2 separate regions of the Homo sapiens genome follow, and region 1 is linked to region 2. A link is a loop called in an ENCODE intact Hi-C map of the cell type or tissue named here. Cell type or tissue: HCT116. All regions are shown on one strand.

What was found. A loop is a pair of places that touch in the nucleus more often than their neighbours do. Peaks named below come from ENCODE experiments on the same cell type or tissue, not always from the same donor. Only the 100,000 strongest peaks of a DNase experiment are listed, where the experiment ranks them.
Region 1: it touches region 2 in a loop (4-fold over the local background); 12 of 110 quality-filtered maps call a loop at or near these places.

Annotation. Positions count from the first base shown.
Region 1 is chr10:71,383,039-71,385,538 of GRCh38, reverse strand. No RefSeq gene overlaps it. Among named protein-coding and RNA genes, the nearest start is that of CDH23, 13 kb to the left of the region's middle. In HCT116, CTCF peaks have their summits at 948 and 1,149 (motif pointing left); no DNase peak of the experiment used is centred here.
Region 2 is chr10:71,622,556-71,625,055 of GRCh38, reverse strand. All of the region lies in intron 11 of CDH23 (cadherin related 23), which reads right to left. Among named protein-coding and RNA genes, the nearest start is that of C10orf105, 96 kb to the left of the region's middle. RefSeq lists an enhancer at 2,245-2,500. In HCT116, a CTCF peak has its summit at 1,496 (motif pointing right); no DNase peak of the experiment used is centred here; H3K4me3 peaks cover 390 bases; H3K27ac peaks cover 299 bases.

The sequences.
Region 1 (2,500 bases), 240 kb after region 2:
CACACAGGAAGGCGCAGAGGCAAGGTTTTGCACACAGACGGTGAGAACTGGGGCCTTCCACTTAACTGCTCTTCTATATTGTCTTCCAGGCAGTACCAGGTCTGTAGGGCATGGATAACAGAGCTTGGCGGTGACTGGTAAGGCATGGTGTGATGGATTGCCATTGTGAGGTGGGAAAGACTAAGAAGAGATAGCTGCCAGGCAGATGTGACATCAGGACAGGCAGCCACTGTCCATGGGAATAATCCTGACAGTTCCCGTCTGCTGAGTGCCTGCAATGGGCCAGGCATTTTTTTTTTTTCTTTTTGAGATGGAGTTTCACTCTTATTGCCCAGGCTGGAGTGCAATGGTGCGATCTTGGCTCACTGCAACCTCCACCTCTCAGGTTCAAGCGATTCTCCTGCCTCAGCCTCCCGAGTAGCTGGGATTACAAGCATGTGCCACTACACCTAGCTAATTTTTGTATTTTTAGTGGAGACGGGTTTCTCCATGTTGGCCAGGCTGATCTCGAACTCCCGACCTCAGGTGATCCACCCACCTCGGCCTCCCAAAGTGCTGGGATTACAGGCGTAAGCCACCGCACCCGGCCCTAATTTTTGTATTTTTAGTAGAGACAGAGTTTCACCGTGTTGGCCAGGCTGGTCTCGAACTCCTGACCTCGTGATCCGCCCACCTCAGCCTCCCAAAGTGCTGGGATTACAGGTGTGAGCCACCATGCCCAGCCTGGGCCAGGCATTTTATAAATGTTCCATCTGATCCTCCCAGTACCCTGGAAATAAAACCCACTTCTGCTCTACAGATGAAGAAAGTAGGCATCCAAGAGGCTCAGTAAACTGGCCAAGGTCAAGCAGCTGGATGACCTCAAGTCCTTCTGAGGTTTCTCACCCAGGGCCCTGCAGAGGGCATGACCAGGGAGGAAGGAGTTGAGGTGTGAGTTCCCATCTGGGCCCTGTCAGCCATCTGCTGCCACAGCCACAGCCAGGCATAGGCGGCCAGGGTGAGAGGGGAGCTGTTGTCTAGGGGCATCCTGAAAACGCTGGTGAGAGACCCACTGCCCTGGTCCCACCCCGCCCAGCCACAGGAAAATCCCCTGCAGGCTCCCATTCCCTGGGGGAGTACAGAACTGCAGTGTGGGGCGCCACCTGCAGGCCGAGTGCTGCACGACACCTCTCACCCCTCCCAGCTCTGGGTCACCTCCCCAAGCCCTACTTTGAAGGGAAGGCTAAAGGGCAACTCCTAGAAAAAAGCAGCAGGTTGGTGGTCTCCAGCAAGGCCTGTTCTTTACCATCTGCTCCTCCCCGCTGCTCCCCTATCCTCAGCCATCCAGGGATTCTCCCTAGCCTTGTTTCTATCACAAATATTAATGGATGGCTGGGTGCAGTGGCTCATGCCTGTAGTTCCAGCACTTTGGGAGGCCGAGGCAGGAGGATCACCTGACCCAGGAGGTCAAGGCTGTAGTAAGCCATGTTTGTGTCGCTGCACTTCAGTCTGGGCAACAGAGTGAGATCCTGTCTCTAAAACAAAAATGAAAAACAAATGAAAAAACAAATACGACTTGAAGATTTCCTACGGGCCAGGTACTTTTATGGGCTCATTTTGGAACTGGAAGTCTGGACTGTTGGTTTCAGTCTCTGCCCAGCCACTAGCTGGCTGTGTGACTCTGGGAAAATCACTGCCCATTTCTGGGCCTTGGCTGCCTTCCTTATTATAAAATGCAGGTAACAACTAGAGGCAACATTGTGGGGCCTGGAGTCAGGTAGGCTTGAATTTGAATCCCACCTGTGCCACTTCCTTGCTGTGTCACCCTTTGGGCAACTTAATTAACTTTTGTGTGCCCCATTTAATTCATCTGTAAAATGGGTTGATGGTGCCTATCCAAAGAGTCTTTTTTTTTTTTTTTTTTTTGAGACAGCATCTCACTCTGTCGCCTAGACTGGAGTCCAGTGGCATGATCTCAGCTCACTGCAACCTCTGCCTCACAGGCTCAAATGATTCTCTTGCCTCAGCCTCCCCAGTACCTGGGATTACAGGCGTGCGCCACTACTGCCTGGCTAATTTTTGTATTTTTAGTAGAGACAGGGTTTCACCACTTTGGCCAGGCTGCTCTTGAACTCCTGACCTCAAATGATTCACTCACCTCAGCCTCCCAAAATGTTGGGATTACAGGTGTGAGCCACTGCACCCGGCCCCAAAGAGTCTTATTATCAGATTAAATTATTGCTTACATATGATACAGTATAGGTAATAACGCACGTGAAGTACCCAGCTCAGAGTCTTGCTCCCTTTCCTTAACTCCCTCACATTTTGAAACTTACGGTTCACTTCCCAAGTCCTTCCTACGCTTCTCCCTAGGAAGGGCGGAGATCAGCCTCCTGATGCTGCCACTCTGATGCCAGACCCTGCCTATTCAGGGAATGCCAGGAGCCCTGGTTCCTGGAACAGGACTCCTAACCCAGGCCCAGTCAGTGTATAGAGAGGGCCCTCTATCACCTCCTAGAGT
Region 2 (2,500 bases):
CCCATATTGGACAGCTGTAGTCGGATGTGCCCACTCTTGTCTAATGCTGTCACTCAAGCTCATCTTCTCAGCAGACACTGGGAAGTAAAAATTATCAGAGTTTGGAAAACTGAGATGAGAGAGAACAGGAAGCCATGTTTGCAAATGGGGAGCCCTGCAACACATGCAAGAAGTGCAAGGTTGAGAGTTCAAGACCAAGTTCTGAGACCAACTAGCTGTGTGACCTTAGGCAAGCCGCTTAACTCCTCTGAGCCTTGACTTCTTCCTCTATAGAAAGGACAGGGGATAATAATAATAATAATAATAATAATAATAATAATAGCTAATGTCTAAAGTATGCTTTTTCTTTTCTTTTAGAGACAGGTTCTCTCTCTGTCACCCAGGCTGGAGTGCAGCCGTGCAATCATAGCCCATTGCAGCCTCAACCTCCTGGGCTGAAGCAATCCTCCTGCCTCAGCCTCCCAAGTAGCTGGGACTACAGGTGTGTGCCACCATGCCCCACTTCAAGAGTGCTTTTTATGGGTTGGCACTGTTCTAAATACAGATACGAACCCATTTAATCCTGATAGACGCTCTGTGAGGTACAGTGGCTATTGTCTCTACTTTGCAGATGAGAAAATGGCATCAGAGGATAAATAAGTCCCCAAGGTCACACAGATCAAAAGTACGAAAACCAAGTGGCAGACCCAGGCTGTCTGGCTGGTTAATTTTATTTCTAACAACTCCAGCTGCCTCTCTCGTCCTTCCCTGAAAAGGGATGCTGCAGGGGGTTTTGAATACACAAATACAAGGCAGGCTGGGGTTGGGGACAGAGATGAGGCCCAGAGAGGCGCCCAAGTCCCTCTGCTTGAAGTGGGAGCTGGGTTTGCCGGAACCGAGTCCGTGGAGCCGGCTCAGGGAAAGGAGGATGAGCTGGCTGCAGGGTCAGTGGGCAGGGGGAAGGCCCGGGCGGCACCTTCCCCTTCCTACCCGTGTCCTCTTGGATGAAGAGAACATTAGGATTTGTAGAGTCTTAAAGACTGACTGGCCCAACTCATTGTTTTCCAGAGGCAGACACTGAGGCACAGCGGGAGGACGAGTCTTGCCTGGAATCGCACCTGAATGCGGAAGAAGAACTGGGCTGAGAACCTGGCTTGGGCGCTCTCTCTGCCACCTTCTCAGGGCAGTTGGGGTAGGTGTGGTAGTGGAAGGCTGAGGTCAGAGTTCAAAATCCTGGGCTGATTTGAAATCACAGAGCCTCTGTCATAAAGGCTGAAGGGGCCAACTCAGTGTCCTGGGAAGAGTTCCTAAGAGCAGTTTCTATTGGACTTTTAGGGTTCTATGATCATGGAACTGGGGGTTCTCCAGCTTTCTGAAAACACCTTAAGAGGAAAATGGCTAAACTGCTAAACCGTCAGACACTGGAATGCATGGTCACGGGAGTGGGGAGTGTCTCCCGTGTGGGAGACTTCACTCCTTTTCACTGCTTCCACCCTGCACATTTCAACACAGCCATCAGAGGGCTCCTTGAGAAAGGCGACTCAGACCACATCAGCTCCCTGGCTTCCTGGGGCTCCCAGTAACAGAAAAACGCCTTCCTGTGCCTGACAAAGCCCTGCCTGCCCCCGATGAGGCTGCAGCCTGGCCTCCTGACACCTCCATCCTCTTGAGCTCTGTCCTGGACATCCACAAGAGCCTCTTTTCTGCTCCTTGAAAATGCCAGGCCATTTCCCTTTTGGGGATCTCTGCCCTTGTAGGGGAGCGTCTGCTGCCAGAAATGTTTTGCCTCCACAGCTCTGCATGGCTGCACCTTCCATGCCACTTAACCTCAGCTCCAACAGCACCTTTCTGAAGGCTTTCTGGGACCACAGTCAGGAATCACCCTATCCCACCCTGTCACTCACTCACCCTGTTTATAGAGTTCTGAACATCCATTTCTACTGCAATTCTGTCTCCCCACTGGAAGGAAATATAAGCTCTGGGAGGGCAGAGGCTACATCTTCAGCTCAGTCCCCCCAGGACCTAGCACAGTGGCAGGCACATAGTTGGTGCACATAACACTTGTTGCTTGAATTAATAACTAACCCCCAACCTGCGTAAGTTTCAGCATAGTCCCTCAGGAAGGCCAGGGGTTCGGCAAATTAATGAGGCCCGAAGGCCTTTCTGAAATATTCCAATTCCCAGAAGCAGCCAGAATCTGGCAGCTGAGGCCTCTCTGGGGTGGGGAAGAGAGTGGTGTCCCAATCCCTACCCCGATCCCTCTCCTCTGCACAAAATATTCTCAAGGACAGCAGCAAGTGTGTTCTGAGAAGCTGGGGGTCAGGAGTGAGGCAGAGGAAAGTGGATCAAATGCTCCCAGCTCTGGAGAAGGAAGGCAGGACATCCGCAAATGGTATTTCTCCTGACAGCGGATGAGAGGAACTGTCAGTTTTCAGCTATCTGGGTCAGCGGGGAGGGGTCGTGCATAATGAAACAACTATTTAAGAACAATACCCCTTGCTGGGATTTGTAAGGCACCCAG